Regions from separate parts of the Mus musculus genome. Here region 2 is linked to region 1. The links are chromatin loops, found by intact Hi-C in ENCODE. Cell type or tissue: heart. All regions are shown on one strand. Links, peaks and the distances in the headings refer to the core of each region. The heading gives the core; the rest is flanking DNA.

The links. Peaks named below come from ENCODE experiments on the same cell type or tissue, not always from the same donor. Only the 100,000 strongest peaks of a DNase experiment are listed, where the experiment ranks them.
Region 2: it touches region 1 in a loop (7-fold over the local background); 37 of 42 quality-filtered maps call a loop at or near these places.

The regions. Positions count from the first base shown.
Region 1 is chr11:33,607,575-33,623,391 of GRCm38, reverse strand. It overlaps D130052B06Rik. Among named protein-coding and RNA genes, the nearest start is that of Gm12119, 19 kb to the left of the region's middle. In heart, for the core only: a CTCF peak has its summit at 8,962; a DNase peak (open chromatin) is centred at 8,971; H3K27me3 peaks cover 1,065 bases.
Region 2 is chr11:33,171,335-33,187,151 of GRCm38, reverse strand. It overlaps the pseudogene Gm12115. Among named protein-coding and RNA genes, the nearest start is that of Npm1, 16 kb to the right of the region's middle. In heart, for the core only: a CTCF peak has its summit at 10,401 (motif pointing left); no DNase peak of the experiment used is centred there; H3K4me3 peaks cover 943 bases; H3K27me3 peaks cover 4,559 bases.

The sequences.
Region 1 (15,817 bases), core at 4,074-12,073:
CGGGGTAGATGGGTCACCTGTGCAGGACAGTGTAGACAGATCACCAGTACAGGACGGTGTAGACGGGTCACCTGTACAGGCCAATGCCCACAAAGCTGTGCTCCCTGAGAAGGCTCAGGCTCTTCTGCTCACATCTCCAACCTTTCCCACAGTTCCAACAGCCCAAGAACTGCATGTAAGGGTGACCACAGAGGCAACCCTCTATCACTCTTCTGTTTTAGCAGCTAATTTCCTCACTGCTGTAATCAACCTAAAGAAAAATAGCACTTATTTGGGAGTTTGTTAATAGTTACTAATCAAAAGGTTATTGATGGGGTACAGACCACGATGGTGAGGAAGATGATGATGACAGGCAGATTCCTAGCACCTGGGTGAAACAAGAGAAGAGAAAGGGAAATATATCTGGAGCTTAGCTCACTCACTCACTCTATCTATCTATCTATCTATCTATCTATCTATCTCTCTGCCTCTATCTCTCTATCTCTCTCTTCCTTTCTTTTTCAGGCCAGGACCCCAGTGCATGTAATGGTGCCTTCCATATTCAAGGTGTCTCTTCCTTCCTCAGTGAAGCCTCTCTGGAAACACCCTCATAGACACAATCAGAAGTGTGTCTTCTCTCTGGGTGGTGGTAGCACATACCTTTAAACCCAGCACTAAGGAGACAGAGGCAGGTGAATCTCTGAGTTCAAGGCCAACCTGGTCTACCGAGTGAGTTCAAAGATAGCCAGGGCTACACAGAGAGAAACCCTGTCTTGAAGGAAAAACAAAGAACTGTGTCTTCAGGGTAATTTGAAATCCAATCAAGCTGAAGATGAAGACTAATCATCATAACATTACTGGATCATGCAGTGTTTTCTTTCTGTGCCTTGCTTCTTACAGTTGATGTCTTTCCTATCTGTCTATTAATATAGTACCAGAAATGGCAGCAATAACTGGGCTGTTAGGTTATATTTATCTGTTCTTCAAACTGCATAACATTACAGTGTGTGTGTGTGTGTGTGTGTGTGTGTGTGCACACGTGAGCATGCATAGTGCATTGTCTTCAGCCATCTGTCATTGATGAACACATGCACTGATTATGTGTCTTAACTATTGTGAATAGCACTTCAGTGAACATGGTAGCACAGGTGTCTCCTCAGATATTAATCTCACTTCCTTGGTAAATGCAGTCATCAGTAAAATTGTTGGATTTTATGGTGGTTTATTTTTACATCATCGAGGAAACTCTACACTGTTTCCTACAGTGGTTGTATTAACTTACACTCGCCAACAGTGTTTAAGGGCCCCCTTTCTCTTCTTTCCTCCAGAACTTGCTACAATTGTGTTTTTTATTATGGCCATTCTAACAGGTTTAATGTAATGTCTCATTGTGACTTTGATCTGCAGTTCCTTTATGATTAATGATGAGGAGCACCTTTGAGATACTCATTAGTCTCTTCTTGTTTGTTTGTTTGTTTTGAGAAGGGGGTCTCACAAAGTATCCCTGGCTGTCCTGGAACTTGTTCTGTAGACCTTGTTCTGGTTATATTCACTCTCACAGAGAAGCTTCTGTCTCTACCTCTCGAGTGCTGGAATTAAAGGTGTGCACTACTACACCTGACTCCCATTCAATCTCACAGAGAACCCTACTTGTCTACTTGTAAGTGGGTTGCTTAGGTGGGTTTTTTCTTTTGGGTTACTTGAATTCCTTATATATTTTACACATCCACTCCTTATCAAATATGTAGTTTTCTAACTTTTTTCAGTCATATAGGCTGTCTTCCACTCTGTTGATTATTTCCTTTGATATTCAAATGACTGTAGCTTGATGAGGTCCCCTTAACATAGTTTTGATGTTGTTAACTGGACTGTTGGGTTATATTTAAACATTAACGCCCAATTCTGCACCAAGAACCTTTTTTCTGCTGTCTTTTAATAGTTTCAGTTTTACATTTTACATTTAAAATTTAATCAATTATAAATTGATATTGTATGTTTGAAATAAGGATTTGCCTTGATTATTTTGCATGACTACATGTTTTCCCTGAACGGTTGAGATACCACCGTACTTTCTTGGAACTTTAGTTGAAGATCAACCAGCCATGAACTCAGTCATACAGGAAGAAGGAACAACCTTGTTTTAAAATGCATAGAGCTTCAGTGTTCACAGTGCAGAAGGTTCTGGAAGGTGGTGGCATAAATCTGTGAATGTACTTAACACTATTGAACTATGCCTTTAAAAATTGTTAAGAGAATAAGGGCCCCGTATGGTGGCATATACCTGTGTAGGAGCTACCTAGGAAGGTGAGGCAGGAGGATAGCTTAAACCTGAATACAAAACCAGCTAGCATAGCAAGACTCCATCTGAAGCAAGGTCAATGGGTAATGTGATGAATACATATTTCACCACACTTAAAAACTAAAAACAAATAGAATAAATTGACCAAACAGAGAAAAATACTCCAGGTTCATATTACTTCATTGGTGAATTCCATCCAATATTTAAAGAAAAATCAGATGAACCCATCAGCAATTGTTTCCTGAAACAGAAGATGAAAGAATGTAGTCCAAACTCTTTTAGAAGGCCAGCATTTGCCTGATGCAAGTATACAGCAGTTTGGACATGTCTAGTTGAAGACTAATATCTCTCTCATAAGCACAGACAAAATTACTACTAGATCAAACACAATAATATTAAAAATACAATGACATATTATAACTAAGTGGAGTTTACTTCAAGAACATGAGGCTGGTTTAACATCTTTTTAAAACTTTTAGCACATTATCAGAATAAAGAAAAATGATAATATAGCTAACCCAATAGATTAAAAAAATGAATTTGAAAATTATTCTTCAGTGATCAGAACTGAACACAATTTAGATACATAAGAGATATCCTATAATATAATAAAGTCCACTTATCAAAACAATCTAGTGTCAATATCACGCTTACAAGTTGAAGTCTGGGTGCTTTGCCCCTAGAATAGAGGTTCTCAGGCTGTAGGCCATGACCTCTTTGGGGGTTATATATCAGATATCCTACATGTCAGATATTCACATTATGATCCATAACAGTAGCAAGATTAAAGCTACAAATTAGCAACATGAGGCACTGTACTAAAGGATCACAGAATTAGGGAAGTTGAGAAGCACTGAGCTAGACTGTGGAACTCCATGAGACTCACTCTTGTCGCCTGTGCTCAGCATTGCACTAGAGGCTCTGGCCTGTGTGCTAAGGCAAGGAAGCAAACAAAGGCATGCAGAAAGAGGGTGAAGTACAAGTTTGTTCTCTCAAATGACATGAAAATGCTTTCAGAAAACCCAGTGGAATCTACAAATAAGTATATACATACATATATACATATATACCTACACACATATATGCATACATACATACACATACATACATGCATATATACACAAATGCACATACATACACATATTCATACATACACATATATACAAACATACACACACATACAGACACAAACATACATACACAAATACATATATATACACACATACACACATATATTAGATACATACTGTAGCTAATAATTGTGTTCAGTAAGAAAACGGAATTCAAGATCTGTACACAACAACTCAATTACAGTAGAAACAATCAGAAATTAAAATTAGAAAAACAATACCAATCACAATGCTGAAGCAAACAGCAAATAGTAACAAATGTATTAAATTATAAACACTTAATTAACCCAGTTAAAGTCCTGCTCCATGGAAGGTTAACACAATTAAATAGAGAAAGTGAAAGTGTTCAGGGGTTGAAGGTCTGAGTATTGGTGGGGGGTGTCTCCCCAAATCCAGCCTTAGATTCAATTCCAGCTAAAATCCCACTGGGCTTTTAACTTTCAAAATTGATAAGATTATTCCATACTTTGTATGGAAGTTAAAGGACTTACCTAAGCTATCTCAAATTATTTTTTTAGCAACAGCAAAATGAATGGCCTAGCATTCCTTAATTTTAAGTTTTATTATAAAGCTTCAATAACCAAGACACAGAGAGAATAGATGAAAAACAGAAACTGCACTGGGGGAAATCAGAAGTCTATGTGTGAAGCAAAGATACCCTATCTGTGAGCTACTTCTCTGTTGCTGGAGTAAAACACCCAGCGACTTATGGAAGTTTATTGTCTTGTGGTGCCACAGGGAGAGTCCATGATGCTGCATGAGATGTGGTGAGCTGTAGCCAAAGCAAGGCGATGAGAAGGAGGACAGAGTGTGAACCGGAAGTGAAATAAGACTATAAACCCTCAAAACCCATCCCCAGCGATAAACTTCCTCCAACAAGGCTGCACCTCCCCTGACGTCCCTGAACAGCACTGTCAGCTGGGGCCAAGAGCTCAAATACCGGAACGTATGGGCACATTCTCATCCAAACAAAAACACATGTACCTTACCATATATAAGAATTAGCTCAACAGGGGGCAGGACATGTCCTGACTCTGTTGCCTCCCTTTGGATTCCTATCCCCTAGCCGGGCTACTTTGTCTGGCCTCAGTGGGAGAAGATGTGACTAGTTCTACTGAGACTTGATGTGCCAGGCTGGGTTACTGCCCATGGGGAGCCTTCCCTTCTTGGAGAAGAAGGGAAGGGTAAACAGGGAAGGGGTGTAAGGCTGGGACTGGGGGAAGCGGGGGCAGATGGGGCTAAGATCAGGATGTAAAGCGAATAAGCAAATAAATTAATGAAAAAGTAATTAGCTCAAATGAATGATAAGCTTAAGCTTAAGACTTGAGTGTGTGTGTGTAGATGTATATATACAAACGTAGATATACATTCTCAAATGTAGGAGAAAGTCTGATATTACTTAGAAAAACATTTCTCACACAAGACAATCACAGAAGTGCAAGATGACAAAATGAACTCTCTCAGGATGAAAACGCTTGCTCTTTGGTTTTTTTTTTTTTTTCGTTTTTTAATTTTTCTTTTTAATTGACATGTCACGTGTGCATGTATTTAAGGAGTACAGTGTAATATTTTAATGCATGTGTACAATGTATCCTGATTAAATTGGGGTAATTAGCATTCCTAGATCCTCTCATTTCTTCCCTTTTAGAACTTTTGAGTTCTTCAGAACATCTGCTGTTTGAACGACTCCATGAGGAAAATGAAGGGGCAAGCTAAATATTGAGAAAATATCTGCACAGCACGTGTTTCATGTAGAACTCAGATCCACAATTTATAAAGAATTCTCGAAACTCAATAAGGAGCAAAGAAATCAAACGGCTGCTTTATCCAAACAGAACCGATGGTGAGTGTGAAGGTCAAGTCATATTAGTCAGCATTAGGGAACACAAGGTAAACAAACTGTGACCCACCATATACTAGCCAACCTAGCTCCAGTTAAGACCAGTCACATGCGGTGCTGGTGAGGGCGTGGAGGAGCTCCAACTTACTCTCTGCTAGTGGCAATGTGTTTAAAACTGCTGTTTTAAAGAAACAGCCGAGGTAATCTAAAGAGCTTTAATAATCACCATTGAAACACATCTCTGGATATGCCCATGAGAGTGTTAATAGAAAAGATTAATAGAAGAGAAATCTCACCCATTCTTTAAGACAGTGATTCTCAACCCTTTCACAGGGGTCACATCTCAGATGCCCTGCATATCAGATATTTACCTTACAATTCATAACAATAGCAAAATCATAGTTATGAAGTAGCAATGAAATAACTTTATGGTTGGGGTCACTACATGAGGAGCTGTATTAAAGAATTTCAGCTTTAGGAAGGTCAAGAGCTACTACTTTAAAAGTGTAATACGTACCTACCCAATTATCACCCACTTCACTCCTGCGTATTTAAGTAGAATGGAAGCACATATATTTACAAAAATTCACAATAGCCTTTTCGAACAGCTAGATAACTAAAAAATAACTCAAATGCCTGACAATGGGTGATGCATAGATGAACCCAAGGCATAGTCCACACAATGGAATATTACTCGGTGATAAAAATGAATAAACTATGGGTACACAAAATAGATGCTTCTAAATTCAATTATGCCTGTGAAAACAATTTCTTTTTGTTACCAACTGGGGCATCTTCATTCACCCTTACCTTGTATTGAAGCCGCGACTGGAGACAACACTGGTCTGTGGAGCTGGCTAAAGGCACCAGTGGGTGAAGTGTTCACTGTGCAAGCATGGGGACCTGCCTTTGGATGCGCAAAATCCATGAGCAAAGCCAGGGTGGCAGCATGTGCCTGTAACCTCAGAGCTGGGAAGGCAAAGACAGGAGAAACTTGGGGCCTTACTGACCACCTGATCTAACCAATCAGTGAGCTCTAAGTTCAGTGAGAAAGCCTGTTTCAATAATAATGATGGTGGTGGTGGTGGCGGCGGCAGTGGCGATAAGTAAATCATAAGAAGACATCTGACATAGACCTCCAGCCTTCACAGGCGCACACACGCACGCGCGCGCGCACACACACACACACACACACACACACCACGTAATATCCAGAAAAGAACTCTTGTAATGACTGATTCTCAACAGCTTTCCAAAACAGGAATTTCTCTGGCTCCTCACAAATCAACCTCTCACTGTGGTTAGGTGTAGTTAGAGGTGATAAAAGTTACATGGTTTTACTTATTTAATCAAGAAGTAAGACTGTCTATGAGGGTCATTTGCATCCAGACATATTGTACAAGACAGCTTGAGCTACAAGATTGAATGAATGTCCTAAGAAGGTGGAAGGAAATGGAAGAGAGGCTATGCTGGGATTGGTGTCTCTAGACGCAGTGAGACCAGATTGTACATGAAATTGTGGAGCTACGGAAAAGTGCTCTTTGGAATCCCCAGGAAAACTTCTTGGAATCTGTGGAATTAACACCATTCATCTGCATACGCTGAGAATGCCAGCGGTGCAAAACAACCGGTCCTAGAGTGACCATGCAGAGTGGGTAAAGGTCACTGTGTCACTGTGTCACTGTGTCACTGCGCAGGGAGGGCCACACTTTCCAGGTACTGTTAGGTCATCTGAGAAAGTCATTGTGCTGTACACAGTAGATAAATGGTCCACTACCCAAGGTGGAAGTGCCCCTCGGTGACATCAAATATGTTGGCAAAGCTGTCAGTCAGGGCAAAGAGGCAGAAAGAAACACAGTACCTCCTTAAGATGCTCTGTACTGAGTGCAGCCGCTGCCAACGTTAGCAGAACACGAGCATCCTCGGTTATGCCTGGAAGACATTAGCATAAATGGGAGAAGAAAACTTAAGCTGACTTAGTGATTTCAGTATGGAGGAAACAACCTGAGACTAGGACAGTGCCTGGGGAGTCTTCAGCTAAGACAGTGCCTGGGGAGTCTTCGGGCTCTCCCGTTGTTCTTAGGATCTCAGTTTGCAAGGCCACAGACAGCTCCCTAGGTCTAATGACATCCTAGGCACAGCAGGTGGCCCTCTCCTCCAATTCTTTCTCCTGTTTTTCCTAAGGGTAACCCATCCTCCTGGAGAGGACCTCTGGCTGGAATCCCCTGTCCTCAGACCTACAGAAGTCAGTGCTGCGCATGCTCCACCTTCACTCTTCCTCCGTGACAGCCTTCTTCGCACTCAGCAGAAGGAATCGCTACATACAGAAAGATACAAGTGATTTTACAAACACAGTATCGTTAGTTTGAATAATTTTGACTTCTGAACAGACAGAATTTTATGAAAGTCGATGGATTTTCTGAAATATTTGTTCTTAGTACTGTAACTAATTAGGAATATCACGGTAACCTGTTTATCTTCAAACCTGGTAAGACATTTTGATGAAAAAAAACAAAAAACAAAAAACAAACAAACAAAAAAAACCCAAACAAACTTCTAAAGCAATAGTTTTCAATCTGTAAGTCACAACCCCTTTAGGGTCACATATCAGATATTTACATTATGATTCATGACAGTAGCAAAATTTTAGTTATGAAGTAGCAATGAAGTAATTTTATGGTTGGGGTCACCACTACATGAGGAACTGAGTTAACAGGTCGCAGCATTACAAAGGCTGAGAGCCACTGGGCTATTCAGAGATGAAAACATCACCTATAGTAAAAGTTGCCTTGCTGTGTCTCTGCAGGGGAAAGTTGCTCACAAGTCAGAGTATACTTCTTGAAAAATAAGCTCAGCCTCCTTGTAGTAATCAAGAGATGTTCTTCCCTCCGTTTATAATTCTGAATGACCATGGTACCCCCTTCTTATGGACGGGGGTGTGCTTAAACAGACCCTGGCCATGTAGATCACCATGTGTGCTCTGTGTGAATAGGTTTAGCCCTGCTGAGCTAAGAGAAAATTGAAGAGAAAATACTTCCGAATTCATAATGTATTTTTTTAATTGCACGATTTTTTTTGAATTTGTAAAAACAGGTTCTTTGTTTAAGCAATCATTCAGATCTTGTCATACAAGTTGAGAAAAGTCAGCTCTCCTTCATCTGCCATTGTAACTTCAAAATCCAAGAAATTCCGAAACCAGGGTTTTCATAAGCTTGGTGGCAGAACTAATTTGCTCTCAAGTCTCATAAAAATAGAAATTGAATCTGCTCATCACACTTAGTTTAAATATTCATTTATTTCAGTTGTTTGTTTGTGAGGGAACAGAATGCTGTCACAGACCTTTGCTGGCTAATGTAACATCTGCGGACTGAACTACATTTCTAAAATCTGGAAGAAGAAAAGAAGAAAAGGTTAAAATTCTGAAATACTTGATTGAAAGGTTTTCAGGTAAAAGAACGTTGATCTCTAGCAAAGATATATATTTGTTTTAAAATGTACGTTTTTATATTCTAATTTTCACTTGAAGTATTGAACGGTTTTCGAATTAAAATCCGGAAAAAAACTGGGCCAAAGAGCTGGTGACAGGGAGAGATCTGGAGAATCCTAGAGGATGGTGGGAAGGTGGGAAGGATGTGGCCACTCTTACCCTGGGGATAAGAAATAGGCAGGGGTAAACCGCGAGATCGTGGTGCTGTTCTCCTTTGCGCCGCTAGATGGAGGAAGCTCCCCGTCGAAAGCATCGTATCCGCCTCTGGCTCTCACTAGTGGGCCAAACTGACAAAAGTAGGTCCAGAGCCACACCCAGCTCTCAACTTGGGAGCCAGCGGGGACTTTGTGCCTGTAGGGTCCTTTGCTGACACAGGCCCGAGGTTTAATTTTATTGACACTTGGAGTGACTTGTGAACAAAGGAACGATACCTCTGTTGTAGTTGGCCTGCAAATTACAAAATCAGTCCGGTCCAGGACTTAGTTTTGAGCACGCATGAAACATCAGTGTGTTGGCAACTATCTTAAAAACCAAGATAGTGAGGCAGGCTAAAAACCCTACCCAGGACCAAGTGATGGTCATGGATAATGCTGGGCCAAAAGCTAGCCTGTGATCTCTCCTATCCAGGAAACTGCTTTGCACAGGCGGCTCCCAGAATGCAGACCAAGGCCTCGGGGCACCCTAGCCCAGAGCCTCCTCTAAGCCCTACTATACCTAGCTCAAGATCAGGAGAATCCAAATTTCTACATGTGGGCTCTTGTCCCCTAAAGGATGGGCTGAAACTGAAGCAGGCAGCAAAGCTGCTCCATTTCTTCTGAGGGCTGAAAAGTCCTAGAAGTTTGGAGATGAGGCAGCCACTCCAGGGCCAAGGTCCATGTTTGTACAGACTCCCAGCTACAAGTGCAGAGCACAGACAGAGACCATCGGAAAGTAGTACCTGCTGGGCAGGTCTAGAGGGGAAAATGGCTGCCTTCCCAGCACACCTCTCTGCTCAGCTGCGTGCCCCTGAACAAACATCTTCCTGGGTCTGGCTTCTGTCAAAAGTAGACAGAGGATCAAATTCCCAGGAGGGCTGCAAAGATTAATGCATACATGTCTAGCAAATATTCTAGGACTTACTTTTGGGTTTTATCACAAAAACAGATAGCTGGGTTGTCTGCTCTGGAATGTCCCCTCAGGAGATGAGAGAAGTTAGGTGAAAAAGTCAGAGATCTCCAGAGAGGGGGAAGCTGGCTGCTGAGCTATGGATCTGGGAGAAATGTGGTCCAACTGGACAGACCAGTCACAGAGATGCTAACTGCTGGTCTGGACAGGAGAATGGAGGGGAGCCATAGAGAAGAGAACAGCAAAATAAATAAATAGATGATAGATAGATAGATAGATAGATAGATGCATACATAATACATAGATACATAGATTCATAAATGCATAGATGCAGAGAGAGAGTGAGAGAGAAAGAAAGAAAGAAAGAAAGAAAGAAAGAAAGAAAGAAAGACAGACAGACAGACAGACAGACAGAAAGAAAGAAAGAAAGAAAGAAAGAAAGAGAGAGAGAGAGAGAGAAAGAAAGGTAGATAGATAGGTAGATAGATAGATAGATAGATAGATAGACAGACAGACAGACAGACAGACAGATAGATAGATAGATAGAGGCTATTTGTGCCACCTCCACTGGTGGAGGCAGACAGGCAGACAAGTCTGGGCTGGCCACATAGCCTCCTATCCTCAGCATCCCCAGAGGCTAGCAGGGCTCACCATCCCACTTTGCAAGTATGTGGCTTACTCAAGGTCAAGAGGATCTCACAGGTTGACCCAGCCTTGTGTGTTTGTCTTGCATTCACCCTGACACTGTAGAGTGGGTTTGTATGCCCAGGGCTTGGAAGAACATGACAAGAAAGGAACATGCCCTCCTTGTTTCTTCCTCGCCATGACCCACAAGCTGCAAGTGGCCCTGGAAATCACAGGGCTAGATGACCACAGGTTTTCCTCATTCTTGGACCCAGAGATGAACCAGGATGGAAGGTTGCCCTTGAGGAGTGAGAGAGGCCTGGGTGCCAATCCCAGTGTTGCAGGTATTTGCTGTGTGTTCCCAGGGAAGTGATTCTACTCCTCCGAGCCTGTCATCTATAAAACAGATATGGTAGAGTATTTCACTCACAGAGTGAGAATGGGAGAAAGCCTGTGAGCTCTACTGTCAGCCACTGGAATAGGGCTCAGACCCCTAATCTGTACACGTTGCTATTTATATCTTTAGGCCTCATTTTCCCCATCTGAGAAGTAGAGATACAAAGTCCTGCTTAAGGTAGCAAGTTCATATTCTCTTTCCTGGAGAGGAGACTGGGCACAGTTCTGCCTGTCTCTTGTTACAGAGGCTATCCTAGGAGCAAGGCTGTCTTCCACTTGGACCCCAGAATCCTGAGCTCCGCCCTAAGCCCTAGGCAGCTTTGGTGCCACCAGGCCCCTGGTACAGCATCCCTGCTACCTCCAGGTAGGAAACGTGACTCTCAGAATAGAGAATGACATTAACCAGGTCCATCCAGGGTGGAACAGCTCAGTTAGTTGAAATGAGAGTCTTCATAACAAACCTTTCATGGTATGAGCTCAGAGCCTTTAGAGGGCTCATTTATCTCTGTCTCTGTCTCTCTGTCTCTCTGTCTCTCTGTCTCTGTCTCTCTCTGTCTCTCTCTGTCTCTCTCTCTCTCTCTCTCACACACACACACACACACACACACATACACCACTGCACAACAACCTACCCTTGAAACAGTAGGCAAACACCAACGTCAGAGGCAAGTTATTACAATTATTACAAAATGGCTCTCCCTGGGCTCCATGCTGCCCCCCTCCCCCACTGGGTGAAAGGCAGGTGCAGAAGAGTGCCACAGGACCACATACCTTTGAGCTGCACCCCTATCCAAACCCAGCCACTTATTATTGTCCTGGGCCTCAGTTTCCCCCATCTGTAAGACTAGGCTAACAAGGGCACTAGTGACAGAGCACCATGAAAGCACACATAAGTCCCTGACACACAGCAAGCCCTCAGGGACAGGGCAACAGAGTGATGGTTGACAGGCGCCAGCATTAACAGTGAAGAGTCTGTCCGGGAAACATAACTAAAGGCAACTTAGAAGTTGCATGAGCCTCATAGATTGTCCCCTCGTGAACCTAGATAATATCAGTTGACCGATACATTATGCGTGGCCTCCTGAGGCCGAGGCTGCCCCCGGTCACACACGAGGCACTGTTTTACAATGGTTTTTATACAAGGTGAGGAAGCACGCTTTAAAAGGGTGATTAAACACATCGGGCAGTAACTGTGCAAAGCAGTGGCAGTCCTTTATCATCTTTATCAAGCACTGTGCGGTGTACATAGTATATAGGAATCTCCAGCTCCATAAAACACACGTGGAAGGCCTTGCACTGTGACATCACTAAGCGATGGGGCTGTTCCAGCATGGTGCACACTGCTCCCCCTGTTTAGAGGGAAATCCGTGTGCTCAGGATCTTCACAGTGAAGCCTATTCCTCCTTCCAGCCTAACTACCCCCACCATACTTCTCTCTTTAGATTCCTAAGCCACACATCTGAACCACCCTAGAGGTGTCTCCCCTCGATCAGTGTTCATGCCACGGCACCATTTGATTCTCTTTAGGACATACCTAAGATGGGTCTTCAGGACACTCACAATAGTTACCAATCATGAGATATGCTCACGAGCTTCCATGGCATCATTGTGTGGGGACTTCGGCCCCAAGCCCCTGCTCCCCATGTCAAGATCCCCTTAAGACCCAGGCTTGTCTTATCATCTCCTGGCACAGACACAGTGATGTTCGCAGCCTCTGTACATGGCAGGCACTTGAGAGTGTTGAGCCGAATGGCCACCTCTTTCCTAGTCTCCCCAAGGTTTCAGCTACACTGAAGGGCACACCGACCTTGACAAAACTATGGAGCTAACCTGATGCCACTTATATATAACTTGGTATCTATTCCCCGAGGTCAGTAACTAGAATTTGCTGGGAGCCAGGTTTCTCCTTGAGCTTTAGTATGTACACACGGGGAACAGGTGATGGGTCTTTTAAAATACCAAGGAGACGTTCCGTTTCCCATGAGCTAGAGCCCCAGGTCTTATAAGAGGTTCTACATAAGGGTCTCTCGGTGACAAGTAGAAGCTATTGGATTGACTTGTGTTACTGTCCCCTGCCTAAAGAGGAACCCCAAATTTGGGCTTCCGTCATTCAACCAGGCTCAGGGTGAGAGAGGGAGAGAGAGAGAGAGAGAGAGAGAGAGAGAGAGAGAGAGAGAGAGAGAGAGAGAGAGAGAGAGAGAGAAGAGAGAGAGAAAGCCTTCCAGTATAAACAACCTGTTTCCTGAGCAGAGCAGCCATGCCTGAGCTACTGGGGAGAAATATTAGACTATTAATGCTAATGTTGACCGAGTTTCTATTAGGGGTGATGAGAATGTTCTAGACCTAGATAGTGGTGATGGCTGTACAACCCGGTAAATGAAGTTAATGTCACTTTTATAATCATTTTAGTGCTAAGTTTTATGTGTATTTTGTTACAATGTAAAACAATAAAATCACATAATATTATAAGAAAAATCACAAAGTTACCACAGGTACCACACAATAGCCTCTCTCCTTACACTTGGGCCATCTCTCTAACTCCTGTGTTTCCCTTTACCCAACTTTCACACTGAAGGCTGTTGTATGCCCATACCTATTGGCCAGCCATTCATGAACCTTCTGGGCGATTTGCTTCTAGGCAAATTGATTTCTAAGTAGTTTGTAATGTGAAGAATAGTGAAGGATAGCCCCACCACACCCTGCCTCTTTGTCAAAGTAAACTTGTTAATGCAAGGTAGTTACCACCCTAGAGTCAGCCACGAGTCTTTCTACTTTTACTAAGTCCATAAGATGGTCACCTACGGCCAAATCCCCAGGACATATTGCTGGTTGAGCCTCAGCTCGGTGTCAGCAATTTGACCTACAAGCTTCCCGGGCAGGCTGTGATTTGGCAAAGGAGAGCCTAGGTTTTAGTTTTTATAGCCTACCATACGATTAATTAGGGCAACTTAGACAATGTGTCTTAATTAAAACGTTCCTTCTGTGTAAGACCTGGACAACACACACAATAGAAAGACACTAGATAATAATGGGCTTTTCATACAGATCTGACGCTGACCCCAGACTCATTCATGCTGGGTGAGACCTGGACAAGGTCAGTATCTCTCCTAACCTGTTTCCTTCAGTGGGAAGTGAAAGCAGGTGTCTGGCCCACACTTCTCAGCCAGATAAAGAATAAGCACAGGGAGAGCATGCGGGAGGAAGACCAGCACTCAGGGGCAGCAAGAAGTGTTCACACTCTTCCTCCCTCCTCCCACCGTCCTCGCCCGAATCTACGAGGTGAGCACGCTGTCTTACCCTTCGCGCACACCGTGCCTGAGTCCAGATGGTTTCTGGGTAAACCAAGGAACAGGAGTCTTTGTAAGGACTCGGAGCTATGGGGCCCTTCCCTCCCTCATGTGTGTCCCTCATGTGTGCTCTTCCTGAGTCCTCCCCGTGGGTGTCATTGTCCTCCCCTGTGGCCCTGCACGGCTAGGTAAGCTGAGAGCTGAATCTCTCATGAGCAGTAAAACAAAGGCAGGATTGGTGGAGATACCTGCCCTGGGTTACAATGGCATGGGTGGCTAGGGGTGAAGCTGCCACTCAAACCCAAAGCAGCTGAGGTATCTAAGAAGCTCCAGGTAAGGCTGGAGGTAGGGGTTGGCCTTCCCTGCTGCAGGAGCAAATTACAGCTTGCAGCCTTTAGTAAGACAACTGTGGAGCTAGAGCCTGAGAAGCCTGGTTTTCAGGGAGATTGCTGAGGGTCACAAGCATAAAGCTTGGGGGCCCCTGCAACTCAGACATAATAACCAGGGCGACATTACAGAGGCGTGTCCCAGGAAAGGGCTCCAAGACACTCGGCTCTCCATAAAGCTGTTCACTCTGCTTATTGGCTTCACTGTGTAAGACAGGATTCTTGCCATGTAGCCCTAGCTGGGCTCAAACATGGAATCCAGCCTTCTGAGTGCTAGGGTTTCCAATGTCTGTTCCATACCTGGCTCCACATTTAGCCCTCCTTCTAGAAAAGGTTGATGATAATACAATTGTCAAAGAGTAAGGTAAGTATATACATTTGCTGTATTTTATCTGGGTTCCTCTCTGTGCCTCCTCTCAATTAAGCCTCAGTACAACTGACCAAGATAGGGACTAAAGCTCCCCTGTACAAACAAAGTAGGGACTCCTCCAAACAAAAGGATTTGTTTGCCTAAATTCACTTGGCCATGGGTGGCAAGGCTGGGCGCTCCCACCCCTGCTCTGCTTCACTCTGTCAACAGAACCTTGTCAACAGTCAGACATCTCCTGCGCCCACCCTTCCCCTCCATCCAGACTCACCCCAACCAGGAACGTGAAGGTCACAGTCCTGACCCCAAGGAGTAGGCTCACCCGTGAGGTCAGGTTACCGCTGGAAACTCCTTCTAGAGAGATGAAGTATGGGGGAGGTGGGCAGACAGCTGCAGGGTCACATTCACAGACAGACATTGCCAGGAGGAAGCCACATGCCTTACCTCCCAGCTCATCCATCTGGTGGGAGCAGACACAGACAGATGCTGTCATGATCGAGTTCCAGAGGCCCTGGGGGCTAGCAGAACCCTGTCAACAGCTGCTTCAGCACAGCCCATCTGGAGCTCTCTGCTTGCTGCAACCATAGCCCTTCTGAGGACCCTCAGGACCAATGGTGCCACACCCTGAGTGAAAGCAATGCCCAAAAGGGGAGGGTCCTCCACAGAGGCTAGGTTGAGTCACTCTGAGCCCTGTTTTTCCTACTACATGGCAATGCTGGGAAAGTGGGGGACCAAGAGTCTGAGAAAGAAACCATGAGCCTCTAGGTTTTAGAAACAATGAAGGAACACACCCAAACACCCACCATAAACCCACACGTAAGACAAGAGGCTCTGCAAGTCTCTGTGGCCTAGATGAAGGCCCAGAAAGTGTCCCTTAATAGCCTAAGTAAGGCTCTGAGAGGAGGCAAAGGTCCCAGG
Region 2 (15,817 bases), core at 2,549-10,548, 430 kb after region 1:
TTCATCTCGGCTGCTTCATCCCTCTTTAAATGATAGTATTCTTAGATGCTAGAGGAATAGAGTCAATGAGCCATGTGGACTTCAATGTTTGTACATTTCAAGTATATGCACTGTGCATATCTGTGAGCACACACCATGATGGCCTGGTGTCAAAATTCTTCAGGCAGAAGAGAGCCAAATTTTCTCTCTTGATTTCAATGTATTATTTTCTCTTGGATCTAAATAATTAATAAGGAGGCCCTTTGCCATAATTAAAATGGATGTTCCTACATGTCAACACCAATAGCTCTTCCAGTAATGAACACACTGAGAGATCCTTGTTAAGTATGGCTGCTCCTCAGCCTCTGTGACCACACGGCAGAGAGTGCTGAGGGACTGTGGAGGGTGACAGAAGCCTTGACTCCAGCTTGGACCAGTTGGTGAGCCAGGCTCAAAGGGGCCTTGTAACAGAAGGCAGCTTGATGACTCAGGGCCTCTGGGCTAGATCTGCCCCCTAGGGTCCTCTTCCTCCACCAGAATCTGCAGTGAAACCTCTCTGATAGAGGGTGGGGAAGAGCAGCCGCTGAAACCTTCCAGGTAGAGAGGACCAGTTATAAATAATCAAAGGCTCAGAGTCAAAACACTCTTCCCCCTTCTCCCCTGTAACCATCCAGAACAGCCCTTCTTGGGGACAGTACTTTAGCTCAGCAGTAGAGAGCTAAGCTCCAATGCGCAAGGACCTGCTTCCATCCCTAGTCCCATGGGTGAAGGGTGATGGGACCCCCATGCTCATTGCAGCTGACTTCCCAGGAAGCAACCTCATGAATGGAGACACATGATGGAGAAGATGTAGTGAATGGATATGTGGAATCCTGCTGAGCCTTGAAAGGGAAGGCAATCCTGTCACTTATGACAGCATGGGTGCACCTGAAGGGTAAAAGTGACTAAATGTGGCCCTGTGAGAGAGTTGCTGGGTGACGTCAGCTGAAACCCTGGAAGTAAAGTGGGCAGGTGGCTACCACAGCTGGGAATGGCGAATGGCTGCAATCCTGTCGGTAAGGCAGCTAGAGTGCTACATTCACAGCGGCATGGCTGCCACAGCCTTGCAATGTTTACATTTCAAAGTTGTGAAGGAGGAGATTTCAAATGTTTTCACCACAGAGGAATGGTGAGTAGCTAAAGTGACAGGCATGTACATTCGCTCATTTATCATGCATGCATGCATGCATATGTTAAAATGCCACACCATACCCTATAAATACATGCCATTATTTATCATGTACGTATATATTAAAATGTCACATCGCCCCCCACAATACTTTCGATTGGTATAATTAGTTATAAAGAAGAGGACTGGACATGTAGTGAGAGAGTGCCAGCTTAATGCCTATAAAATCTTAGGTTACAGAAGCAGGGCCCCATACAGTGGGGCTGGAGAGGTGGCTCAGCAGCTAACAGCACTTGCTGCTCTTGCAGAAGACCCAGGTTCATCCCAGCACCCACATGACAGCTCACAGCTCTCTATAACTCTAGGTTCAGGGGATCCCATTCTCTCTTCTGACCTTTGCAGGTACCGTGTATGCCCATGACACACATGCATGCATGCAGGCACATCGTGGTGGTTTGAATGAGAATGGTCCCCAGAGGCTCATGTATTAGAATGTTTGACCCCCATATGGCAGAACTGTTTGGGAAGGATTAAGAGAGGATTAAGAGTCTGTTGAGATGTGCCACTAAGGGTGAGCTTTGAGGTTTCAAAAGCCCCTGGTATTCTGAGTCTCTGCGGATCAAGATGTAAGCTCTCAGCTACTTCCCCAGTGCCATTGCCTGCCTACTGTCATGCCCCTACCATAAGGGTCTCGGACTCACCCTCTGAAACTGTCAGCTCAAAATAAGCTGTTTATTCTCAGTTGCCTTAGTCTTGGTGTCTTATTGCAGAGAGAGAAAAGTAACTAGGACAGACATAAACTAAGAATAAATAAATCCTTAAAGAGGAAAGAAAACAAACACACGTACATACTGCCTCTGCAGTGCAGAGCATCAGTAAGGCATGGGAGATAGATGTTGACCAGGAGAACAGGATATCCAGGGACAAGGCTCAAGAGAAATGATGGTCAGAGTTTACTGACCAACAATGCTGGTGCCCTGGAATGGAAAGTGAGACAGGAGGGTGGAGGGGACAGAAACTGGGTGCAAGGGTCATGTCAGCAGTGTGTAAGGGCACACTCAACAAGATTCCTGAGTCTAGGGGTCAGAGGCCCTTTTGTGTGCAATAGTGGTCACTGATGGATTTTAAGCCTGGAGCATGGAGAGGTGTGAAATTTTCTAGGCAAGAGCCAGGTGTGGAATCCTAGCACTCGGGGAAACAGAGACAGGTGGTCTCTATGAGTTCAAGGCCAGCCTAGTCTACATAGTGAGTTCTAGGACAGCTAGAGTTACATAGTGAAATCCTGTCCCAGAAAGAAGAAAGAGCCGGGTGTGGTGGCGAACGCCTTTAGTCCCAGCACAGAGGCAGGCGGATTTCTGAGTTGGAGGCCAGCCTGGTCTACAAAGTGAGTTCCAGGACAGCCAGGGCTACACAGAGAAACCCTGTCTCAAAAAAAAAAAAAAAAAAAAAAAAAAGAAAGAAAGAAAGAAAGAAAGAAAGAAAGAAAGAAAGAAAAGAAAATAAGAAAGAAAGGAAAAAAGAAAGAGCTCTTATTCTTGCTTCCTGCTTGCTTCTCTTTTGCCCTCTTGGGCTCTTCCCTTCCCCCTCTCTCCATGTGCTCATGAGACCATGACCGGCTTCTACTTCTCTACTCTCTCCCTCTCTCTGTCTTTCTCTGCCTCTACTATCCTTGTAACTCCCCTCCCCATTCCCTGAATAAACTCTATCCTATACAAAAAAAAAAAAAAAAAAAAAAAAAGGAAGGAAAGAAGGGGGAGAGAGAGAGAGAGATTATTTCTCTAGGCAAGTCTCTGATGTGGCCACAGGACCTAGGCTCTATACCAAGGGTTCCCAACAGGTTCCAGAAGCTTCTAAAGAAAGTAGACCCTGGCCTGAATGAAAGGAGTAGCAGGTCTGAGGGACAGACAAGACAGCTGAAACAGTGCTCTGCAGGGCCCAGACCCTCTGACACTCAAGTCACCCCTAGTTGGGAGGCAGAGGTGAGACTGAAGTCCAGTGCTGCCACCTGGTAATGCTGTGACATTGAGCTGGTCAATGTCCACTGTGGAGTGTAGCCTTTGCTTCTGTAATATGGCAACACTTGAATTCCATGTTCCTGGCAGCATTTCCTCGGGGCAGTTTGTAGTGCTGATAAATATGACCTGAAAGCATAATCCAATATCCCCACATGTAGCTGTAGAGCATGCCTGGGCCCTGAGGATGGGGAGCTAACCCCAGAAGCCCTCTTGAAGAAGGCTTTGAATGAGGAAGAGAGCCAGGAACTCCAGTCTGGGTACACTTCCTAGCAGACTCCTGTTAACATTGGAAAAACAGAACAGGAAATGTAGTGGTGTGTCCTGGAATGGCCGGAAGTCCTGGAAGACCCACAGCTCGCCTGCCCACGGTCCTCTCTGTACACCTCCCTTCAACACCCTCTCTCAGATATCTTGGCCTTGAACTTGACACCTGGTTCCAGAGGAGGCCAGAGATGATTGCAGGGGATGAACCTGTGGCTGGGAAGGAGAGCCATTCTTGGAAGAAGGTCGCCCACCCTGCAGTGCTGTGTGTATCTAGCTCCTGAGAACAAACAGGCCTCTTGCTGCAGCCAACTTGTTCTTAAGTGTTTTGTAAACAGACATCCTGGGATCCTAAATATTTGTTTTATTTAATTCTTTTCACGTATTCAATGTTCTGTGATGGATTTGGTTTTTTTTGTTTTTGTTTTTTTGTTTTTTTTTTGTTTTGTTTTGTTTTGTTTTTGTTTTTGTTTTGTTTTGTTTTGTTTTGTTTTTTTTTTTTTTGGTTTTTCGAGACAGAGTTTCTCTGTATAGCCCTGGCTGTCCTGGCATTCATTTTGTAGACCAGGCTGGCCTGGAACTCAGAAATCCACCTGCCTCTGCCTCCCAAGTGCTGGGATTAAAGGCATGCGCCACCACTGCCTGGGGTTTTTGGTTTTTTTTTTTTTTTTTAATGTTATGTGTTTAGGTGTTTTGCCAGCATGTACATCTGCACCTCATGCATGCAATACCCTCAAAGTCCAGGAGGGGTGATTGGAACCCCCCAGGAATGGAGTTACAGATGTTTGTCAGCTACCATGTAGGTGCTGAGAATCAAACTTGTGCCCTCTAGAAGAGCGACCAATGCTATTAACTCCTAAGCCTCGCTAGCCTTCTAGCAACATTGAAGGTTTTTGTTTGTTTGTTTGTTTGTTTGTTTGTTTTTGAGGCAGGTTTTCTCTGTGTAGCCCTGGCTGCACACTCCAGGCTGTGGAGCTCACTCTGTAGACCAGGCTGGCCTCAAACTCAAGAGATTCACCTGCCTCTGCTTCCTGGAGTGCTGGGACTAAGGGTATGAGCCACCAATGCCTGACTGAATCATTGTTTCTGTTTTTGTTGTTGTTGCTGTTGTTTAAATCATCTATGGGTCAGGAAAGATGGCTTGGCAGTTAAGAGCACCTGCAGAGGCCAGCATTAGTTCCCAGCACCCACATCAGGTTGTTTACAACCACCTGCAATTCTAGAATTGGGTCCCTCCAGGGGACCCAATGCTCTGTCTTGCCTCCTTGGGCAACAGGCACGGGTGCTTATCCCCACATATAGACACACTAGCAAACAATTGAATATAAATAGCAGCTTTTTTAAATTACATTTAATTCTAGTATCTAAAAGTTTCTTTGAGGAAAAGCCCAAAAGTGTCTTAACTCTCACAAAAGGGCTGGTGGGAGGCGGGTAGGAGTGGGAGACAGGACAGGCTTTAGGTTCTGACTACAAAGGCCTTTCCTATTAGTGGTACTGTGGTAGAGCTGGAGATCTAGATGCCAAGGCTTGCTGTGCCCGGCTTTTGGTTTTGTAAGAGTCTCAATATATAGTCTATAACTTATGATTATTGTCCAGTCTCCAATCTCCTGGGTGCTGGGATTACAGATGTATACCACTGTGCCTGGCAGAAAAAAAAAAAAAAAAAAAAGAGGGCTTTGAGTTTTGAGTCCTCAGGAGGCTACGAATGTTTTGCCTCAAAAGAGAAACTATAATTATGGGGGAAATCCCAGGGGCTGTACCTCCAAAGTTGTGTGTAATATATGGCCTATTTGCAAAATATTGCAAAAGAAATCTGGCAGATTGCTGGATGCCCAAGCCCGGGGGCTACACCACCAACACCACACACATACACACATACACACATACACACATACACACATACACACATACACACATACACACATACACACATACACACATACACACATACACACATACAAGCTGGGTCTCAGTAAGGCTCCTCTTTCCTCCAAAATGCACATTGTGAAGTACTGAGAGGGTTAAAACCTAATCCACTCGTTCTGAGAGGCAATTAGGACTAGATAAGGCCAGGCAGGGAGACTCATTAATGCATGCTGTCCTTTTAGAAGGGAGAACAAAAGTCAGAAAGTGTACTCTGGTGCTGTCTTTTGCCCTATGATGTCCTGACCCTGCCAGCAAAAAGGCCAATATCAGCTTTGGTCCCTCACCTTGGACCAGACCTGTGAGCCTCTTGAAACTGTCAAAGTAACTCTGCAGTTCAGGTCGGTGGATGTGGAGTCCTCCCTGGGCCTGCATGGTGCGCAGATGACTCCTGTGTGGGTCACACTGGGCAACCGTGAGAGCCCACTCAGCTGTCAAAGCAACCCAAGCCAGGAGATGCTTGCATGCAAAGACGTGGGACACAGCTGAGGGTCTGAGCTGAGGGTGTTGTCTGGAGGGATGGTTCCAATCCTTTCAGACACTGTTGTGTGAGTGCAGGATCCGGGACAGCAATCCCCTCTCTCCCAGCCTCACCCCACTTCAATCCTGGATCCAGACTTCTTGCCCGCCCCTCCCAGGTCCGCTCAGGTTCCCCCCTCCCACTCCCACTGCAATCCAGACAGTTTTTCAGGTCCCCTCACTTCTCTCTAATCTACCCTTGGCCAACCCCACTTCCTTTGCCCAAACTATGCGCGCGCGCAGGGAGCTCCAGAGTTTATGGGCGGGTGCTTCTCTCCCTCTACCAAGCTGGGCGGAGAGCTGGAGGATTAAACCCTGGTTCCTTGCCCCGCTGACAGGCTGTTCCAACTTCTCGAAGCCCGCGGGAGGTTCGCGACCCCTCCGGAAGGTGCTTGCACGGGTGTCTGACTCCCACTTAGCCTGCAGCGCAGGCCTAACACAGTGCTTGCACCCAGAGTCCTTTGATCCATCAAGCTGGGCTTAGCCACATGGAACTAAGCGCTCGCCATAGCAAGTTCCTGTGGCCCACTAAAAATGTCTGTGTGCACAAGCTCCGTTGTACTGAGCTGCCCAAATAGCACATCTGTTCCCCATGTTGTGAAGCGACAAGCTGTGAGTAAGAACGTCTTGACAGTCCTTTCCTCGTGTTCCTCTCCTGACGGAAGTCTCAGACTTGTCATTTTTAATGATTCCCTGGCATTCCCTTGCTGTTCCGCCCCGTGTGCAAGGCCAGCTCCTTGGCTGCCCCCAGTGCTCAGAGACCTGCTACTGTCTTGAAATTCCTAACGGAGCAAGGGATTCCACATTTTCATATTGCAGTGGGTTCTGCCTGGTACCAAATCCAGAGGGCCACGGCTTTAAGCTTTATAGATGGAGCAGTGACAACAATCAAGAAAGAGATAAATAAAGATAAAAACAACAATAACAAAAGATTATATTCTGCCTTGGCAAGAGGGACCAAAACAGAAACCCTAGGATACTGTTGACAGGACAGATAATTGTTCCGCCTTCTGTAGTACAATCTGACAATGTCTTTCCTAATTGAAAATATTTGCTATCTCTAAATGATTTCACACTCCGTTTTTTAGTAAATGGATGCACTTCTCTGTTTACTCAGAGAAGTATGTACAAGGTAACTAACTCCTTACAGCATCACTGTAAAAAGCAATTGATTGTAAATGGCCTAAATGAATCTCAGTAGGGACTCATTTAATAACACAGATTACCTATGCCATGAAATCCTTTGTTAACCATTTAAGAAAGTGTCTGAACTGATCTATAGATCTGGAGACAAAGGGGGAAGCCAGATACAGAATGGCACATTTACATATCAATGTAGAAGGGCCTTGTGCATAGACCAACTCTGGAAGCCTGGAGGAAGAGCTGGTGTCCTGACTTTTCTAGGAAGGACGGTTGGAAATATGAAAGGTCACCAGATTTTGTGGTAGTTATCCCTTTTTGTTTTGAGCCTAGCTTTTAATGGCTGAGCCATCTCTCTAGTCTGGTAGCTACCCTTAAAAAAAAAAAGTCATGGGCAGGGTGTCGTGATGTACACCTTTAATCCCAGAAGATGGGAGACAGAGGTAAGTGACTCTGTGAGTTCAAGGCCAGCCTAGCCCACAGAGTAAGTTTCAGAGCTTTGTAACCATGTAGAGAGATCCTATCTTATATATGTGTGTGTGTGTATACATACATACATACATACATACATACATACATACATGAGGGTATGCCTCTCTGTGCGCACATATGTGAGGATAACCAAGAGTTACAAGTGCTTTTAAACCACCTGGTCTGAGCTCTGGGAACTGAACTGTCCCCTGCAAGAGTAGCAAGCACTCTCAACCAACTGAGCCATCTTTCCAGCCCAGTAGCCACTCTTTTTTCCAATGGTTTTACTTTCCAGAGTTTTAGTTAGTTAAAACCACCCATAGTTCAAAAATATTAAATGGAAGGACTGCAGAGATGGCTCAGTGGTTAAGATCACCCTGACCGCTCTTCCAGAGGTCCTGAGTTCAATTCCCAGCACCTACATGGCAGCTCACAACTGACTGTAACTCCAGTTCCATGGGATCTGATACCCTTGCAAAGAAAACACATGCAGGCAAAGCCACCAATGTACATAAAAAATATATTAAATGGAAAGTTCTAAAAAGAAACATTTCATAACTTTTAACTGTGCACCTTTCTAAGTACGCTATCCCAGTGCCTCCCATTGAAAACATAATCTTTTCTTGCAGCGTATCCACGATGCGTACTTGACAGCCACCTTGGTTATCGAATATGAATAAACCTGTTTGATTTAGAGATGGCGTCAAAGTTCAGGGATCCTGATACCATGGAGGCTCTGTACATGAATCACAGAGGGACAGGGTACTCTGTGAGGATGTCGCTGATCTAGGAAAATAACTTAAGTTTGAGGGTTCATTTCCACCTAGGGTTTGGGAGTTCACTGCGAGAGCTCAGATCTGAAGTATGTATCCCCATGCAAGGGAACCTTCTGCACCTAAACCCCTCCTGTGTATTCAGACTCCCTGTTATTTTCCTGTGCATGTTTTTAATCAACGCCAAACATTTAATACTTAAACAGGAAAGCCGTGCAAGCAGACTACCAGGAAACCAAGCCCGCTGAGCCACCCTGCCGTGAGCTCTGGCTTCAGTGTGAAGTGACAAGGTCTTAGGAATCCCTTGAGTCTTGATGACAAGTTATCATTTCCCTCTGGGGTTGCCATAAAGTCACAAGTTGAATTCGGAGAAAAAGAAAAACCTTGAAAGGAACCCATGCATTCTCTATGTTTTGAAAGCAAGAGCATAAAATGACTGTCCCCTCTCCTCCTGCCAGCAGCCAGGAAGCCCCAGGACAAATCTAAGCATAATTACTGATTAGCCACGTCTACTGTATGATGTAGGATTTTTTCTGTTTCCCAGACTTGGTTTTTTATTTCTATTGCATACTCTTTGTTCTGGCTTCCCTATTTTTATTTTGTATTAAATTTATTTTATTATGCATGGGCCAAAGTCATATTTATGATTTTTGATGAACTTTTTTTTTCCTCCCTGACATTTTCTTCTCTCCACCCTACACCCCCACCCCATCCTCTTTCAGTCATCAAGACCAGGTGGCACCCTTGCCTCAGGGAAGGGATGTCACTGTAGAAGGATGGGGAAAATCTCGTGCATTTCAAAGCCCAAGCCCCAGGGATAAGGGGCCAGAAGAGTGGATTTGAAAGAGGTTCAATAGGCTTCAGAACCTTTTCAGGCTGGAGAAGGCAAAGCCCACGGAACACAGCAGATCCCGAACCGAAATGGCTTTACAGTTAGCCCATGCACCTGAGAGCAGCTCTTCTAGCTCCCTATACATACCATGACTCCCATAAGTCAAGGAAGAGGGCCAGGGATTGCTGCTCTGAGCCTTGCAACTGATAATGAGGACCACCCGGCAGCATCCTTCATCTAGGTGCAAGGCCTAGAGATGATGGTCATCACCCAGATGCTAGTCAGCTTAGACAGTGGACAGAGAACTGGTGTCTGACAGGACCCAGAATTTAGATGGACTCTAAGAATCCATAGCTAGATAGAGGTGAACAAGTTACTACGTAAATCAGAGCAACAGAGTTGCTTTGTAGAGAAATACAGGTTTCATAGCCCCAGTTTTCTAGAGTTGCTACAGCAAAACTCTCAGAATGTAGAATTAGATCAAACAAAGAGCTTTATCCTGAAAGGGATCATTTCTGGAACTTTCTGCAAAAAGATGCCCCAGTTCATACTGTCCCTTTGAGAACCCCTTCCAGTGGGCACTCTGCTGAGGACAGAGTCTCTATGCTTGAGACACAGCTATGAGTAATGCTCTCTGTATCAACCAGCAGGATCCGGTCCTGCACAGGGTGAGGTCTGGAAGCTTCTCTCAGGCTGGTGAAGAAAAGCAACACTAGGAGACAGCTCTTCCAACCGCCTGGCTGCTACCATCCTTTTATGTCGTCTTTCTAGCCTGGAAGCTTCTGCAAGCTGGGCTCCCGAGCTTTCTGTCAGTGAAGGAGAGTGCTTTTCTCATCTGCCCCTGGTTGTCTCACCCGTCTGACCGTTTCTTTACCTGTCTTTCAAATGAGCATAAGAATAATTTCTTCGTGGGGGACTGATGCTGAACAGATGTTCGCAAAGCCCCCTCAGGATCGCCATGACAGGTCCCTCAGTAGGAATGATATCGTGGTTATGTAATAATTTCTCCTTCTAGTTTTGATTAAAAAATGATACATGCGCATCTATGTGCACAAATGTGTCAGCACTAATGGGGACATGCGCAGTGGAACCGGTTGCATACATATGGAGTAGAAGGACTGTGTCCCCAAAGCAATATCTCAGAAAAATCACATTACAGAAAATGATCGGGAGAAATCGTCATTTTAAAAAGTCGAGATGTTTGCAATCTATGGATACCAAAACACTCCTGGTGACAGAGACCTGTGGCCAGGACAATCAGAGGCCGCTGAGCTTCATGGAGCCTTCGAGCATAGCCATGCGGTAGTCTCTACTGCCCTCTGCTGTAATTCGGGAAACAAACGCTTCTTTGGGGAGCGGTAAACCTTGATGCGGGGAAATCACTCTCTTCTCTCACAAGTTTCTACCTGGCTTGTTTCACTTACCATAATATCCTCCCCTACAGCACAGTGGGGCTACTAAAGCTTACAACTTATACATTTTATCGAGAAGAAGAGGGGGTGTTAGATGGCTCCCTGTACAAAGAAGGGGCAGGACTGCCAAGAGACCACCATTGTGCATTCTAGCGGGCATTGGACTATTTGCCGATTTGTATGATTGTCTATGTGAAGTTACTACATGGTCAACTTTTTGAAATGTCTCCACGTGGACTTGACCTTACTACTACTTTCAGTTAAGTGGGTCTGCGACTGTTTTCCTTGTCATCACAAGGATGGAACCGAGCAGGGAATGGATCAGATTGAATAGGTTGGGATCTTCTGGCAACATTTAAGAAGGGAATCAGGGTCACTTTGTATAATCCCACGCTGTTGTGTTCTAGGGCTTAATTTTAAGACTTCTCCCCTCCCCTCCCCTCCCCTCCACTCCACTCCCCTCCCCTCCCCTCCACTCCCCTCCCCTCCCCTCTCCTCTCCTCTCCTCTCCTCTCCTCTCCTCTCCTCACATCAGGCCGTAGAGTGCTTGCATTTGGTCCTACATGGAACATTCTTAGCTGCCTTTGTCCCTCTGCCTGTGACTTTCTGTCTCACCTGGGTATGGTTCAAAGATGGAGTGCTCATTTAGTCTGTAAGTGAAAAGGATATTTGCCCATTAATTTCAACTCCAGCATGCCAGGCCCCACATAAGGCACAGTTAATATAATCTCACTTCAGATGATACTCGGAGGAACAGGAAGACAATTTGTGAGGGGAAAGGAATAAGAGGCAGCACACATTTACCAGGAATGTTAATATTTACTCCTGCACGCCTGGTATCTGGGAGATGGCATAGTCACTAAGTGGGGATTACATCTTCAATTAAGTACTGGTGGCTGGGGACCCGGTGATGTTTCACAGAGGGAAACTGCCGAAATCATACTTTAAGGAGAATAATTTTTTTAAAAGCTACAAAAAAATTGAAAGAGAAACCCTAGGGAAAAAATAGAGGGAACATTTCTGTTTAGGGAATCTTAATATTTTGGCTGAACACATTATGTAAAATTAAATACTATTTTAAACCAAGGAGATATGATATCTAATTAAGTTTTTGCGGTTGATGAGCTTAGAGAGGATCGTGAATGTTCCATCCATTGAAGTGCAAGAAGTAGAAAAATTAAATAACACTGTTCTATAGTGACTCCAGCCAGACAGCCAGGCCGACTTCCGTGTTCTGCCTACAGCCTGCCCCTCCTTCCAGCTCACTGAAGACAAGGACAATGAGTAGCAGAATGTGCAGAGTGAGCTCCTGAGATCTCAGGACAATCCAAGGAGTGGCTAGCTAGGTTGTCAGCCTCATTTCCGAGCTGTGACTATAGACTTCAGAGGCCACGGGACTGTCAACCCAGGTCATGCCAGAGGCAGCATATAAGAAGAACAAAACAGCAGGCTCTCAAGTAGTCAGCTGCGCCTGCCTAGAATGTTGTTTGCAGGAAGGCACGATGGGAAACCAAGGCTTCTTTTTGTGATGAATTGGTTACCAGACAGTGCTAAGGTTAAAGGCTATTTGGAGATGTAGACCTTTAATGCAAGGTATACAAACACCAGAGGTAGACTTAAAAGAGATACTGGCTTTTTAAAAATTACTTTTGAGATGTTGTCTTTTAAGATGAATGTGTGCTCAGTCACTTTATACAATAACTTTTAAAGAGCAGGAATCAAGGCTGCGTGGTGGTGGTGTGCCCTGTTAATCCCTGCACCCGGGAGGCAGGGCCAGGTAGATCGCTGTGAGTTTAAGGCCAGCCTGGTTTACAGAGCTGACCCACGGCTGTTCCACAGGGAACCTCTGCCTTGAAAAAACAAAACAAAAAAGTAGAAACCCAGAAACTACTCTGTGGGGCTGGTAAAATGGCTTGGAGGTTGAGAACTTTTACCGCTCTCGCATAGGAAGGACTTGTGTTCAGTTCCCAGCACCCATATGGTGGCTCACAACCATGCAGAACGCAAATTCCAGGGAATCCAACTCCCTCTTCTAATCTTCTTGGGCACCAGACGTGTGTGTGTGTGTGTGTGTGTGTGTGTGTGTGTGTGTGTGACATAAATACAAATGGGCAAAATGCTTACACATAAAACAAATAAATCTAAATAAAACAAAAAATGATTAAGAAACTCTCATGGGCCGGGCGTGGTGGTGCACGCCTTTAATCCCAGCACTTGGGAGGCAGAGGCAGGCAGATTTCTGAGTTTGAGGCCAGCCTGGTCTACAAAGTGAGCTCCAGGACAGCCAGGGCTATGCAGAGAAACCCTGTCTCGAAAAACCAAAAAAAAAAAAAAAAAAAAAAAAAAAAAAAAAAAAAAAAAACCTCTCATGGATTAGCTTGTTCTGATAGGATTAGCTTGTTCTCTTACATATAATAAATAAATAAATTAATTAATTAATAAAAAAAAGAAGGCTGAGGCAGGGAATCACTTGAACCCAGCAGCTCAAGATCAGCCTGTGGGCTGGCATGGTGGCACACACCTTTAATCCCAGCACTTGGGAGGCAGAAGCAGGTGTATTGTATATCATTGAGTTCCAGGCCATCCAGGACTGTAGGTTCTGTTTCAAAACAAAACAAGAAGAAAAAGACCAGAAAGGAAGGAAGAGAAGGTGCGGGGAGGAAAGGGAGGGAGGAAGGGAAGAGCGCAGTTTACTACATCATTTTCACCTTGGGTCATAAACTGAGGCAGTGAAACTGCCTACAGGCCACAGGATGAGACAATCCTCCATGGCCAACAGTAAATATTTTAATGACATTTCATTGACTTTTCCTTTTAAATCAACTGTACAGGAAGCATAACAAAAGAACTCACTCACCACTTTAAAGTTAACTTGGGGGCAATTAAGACCACTGGCTGCTTTTGCAGAGAACCTGGGCTTGAACCCCAGCATCAACATGGTAGCTCACAGTCACCTGTAACTCCAGTTCCAAAGGGGACTGAGCCCCTCTTCTGACCTCCACAGGCACCAGTCACATACATGGTGCAATGTAAACATGTAGATAAAATACCCAGGCATAGAAAATGAAAATAGTTCTTTTTTTTTTTTTTAAATTAGCTTCAGTATTGTGTGTTTGCTCCCTAGCTCCTAACATAAAAAAGCAGGGCCACATTTAATATTTGAGGGAAAGGAGAAAAAGAATTCTTTTTTTTTTCATATAAAAAATTTAATTTTTATCTTTAAACTATAGACTATACATGATTTGCAAAGGAGACTGTACCAAACAATGATCAAAGACGAATCATCCGTTCTATGCCTTTTCTTTTGTCTGGTCACTCAGAAATATAATGTTATCAGCTATGATTGTTGTTGCTTGCCGCCTCATATTGTTTTTATCCATGTTCTCGCCATAGTCCACTTTCCCTTCTACAAATATACGAGCCCCCTTTTTCACATACTGATATGCCACATCTCTGAGGCCTGGTCGAAACACTGATTGATATTCTGTGCCACGTCGTCTTCTGACTGACGTCACCCATTTGGTATACTTCACTATCCCCTGATTGCCACATCTCATTTGTTGCTAGAGAAAATATTGTGACTGGGTTTTTTCCTTCCACCTGTCTCATGACAGGGTCCTGACCTACTTGTCCAAGTAACTGAACACGATTCAGAGATCGTTCAAGAACCAAACTGCTGGCTACTTCAGACTCATGTCTTACAAACTGACGAAATACCTGTAACACAGGTCTTCGAAACATGGCTTCTGTTTTTCTTACAACCTAATCTTTAGGCTGAGAAAAAGAATTCTTAAGGCATAATTCAAGTGGACTTAAAAGAAATGTAGTCAGAGGGTTTTCTGAAATTAGGATATTCAAATTATATCATGACAAGAGGAAGTTGTTTGAGTAATTCCAAGTTACGGAAGCTTCTCTTCTGTGTCTTTTTTGTTCCAAAAAAAATTTTTTTTTGTTTTGTTTTTCAAGATAGGGTTTCTCTGTATAGCCCAAAATTGCTGTGAGTGAGAAGGGTGTACACAGAGATGGCTGGTCCAGGCACGTGTCTCTGACAGGCGTGGGCACTCTCAAGCAGGATGCTAGAAATGCCCCTCATTTAACAAATTTCACCATTAAAAGTCATAATAGGTCGAAAAGCCATTCTTGAAAGAACTCACAAAGTAATTTGACCCGCATAATTGCCTTGTTAAATTCATCTGATATCATGAGACAGTTGGTGAAATACGCATAGTGCATTATATTAAAGAGAAAAATACCCTTCAATTGGTATCTGACGTGCACTTTGCAAATGTAGCTATTAGTTGCCTATAAAACTCCTAGACATGATTTGATTTGATTTGATTACCGTTAGATCATTTTACTTTGTAACGTATAGGGAGGAGGGGGAGGGATGTTGCAGGTCTGACCCTGCTTACTAGGAAATATTTAAGGAAGGATGTTTTATTTATTAGCATAAAGAGACACTGTGGGTTACTGGGTGATTAAAATGACGATTCAGCTGCCACACTTGTCAAAAATACAGCTGTAATTCAATAGCAAGGCGACAGTAAGTCTCTGAGTTGATCTATGCTTCAGTGGACTGGTTCTGAAAGCAGACATTGCCTTCTCAGAGTGACCTCCACAGATCCCGATAATTGCACATTATCAAAAAAAAAAAAAAAAAACCAAAAAAACAAACAGCAACAGCAGTAAACCTACAGAGCGATTCTCAATTATGAATTTGCTTTCTATCTGTGGGAGGCCCAGTATTTTATCTTCCTATTTCCAACATTCCAAATCAATAACCAAGAATGATATTTAATGTCTCTAATCTTTGTGGGCAACACAATATGATTTTTTTATTTTGGAAAACAGAGAGCAGAGTCAGTGGATGTGGTACATGAGAAGAAGGACAGATGGAGGGGTCCAGTGACCCCACGCCCATCCCGGGGCCCTGACAGGAGCCTCACGGTTAAGCAAAGGAAGAACCAGGCAAGGGGGGCTGCGAGATCAAGCAGCCCACGGAGGAGGGGAAAAGTTGAGTGGAGGGGCTGGGGATTGGGCGTCTGAGACCACACAGGACCACACTTGTCTCACTTGCCTTGTTTCAAAAACCAAAACAGAACAAAAAAATTAAGACAGCAAATTAAGAAGAAAATTCAATAAACACAGGAGTACCAGCACTTACAGAGTCGCTAAGTGCTGTGTTCGGTAAATACCCTGTCCCATTTAATACAGAAAGCTCAAAAGTGAAAAAGGAAAAGAAAATTGCTTTTTAAAACATCAAATTGAGCATGATTATTATTTTGTGCTCCTGTTCTTTTGTTTTGTGCCAATTAAGTCCCACA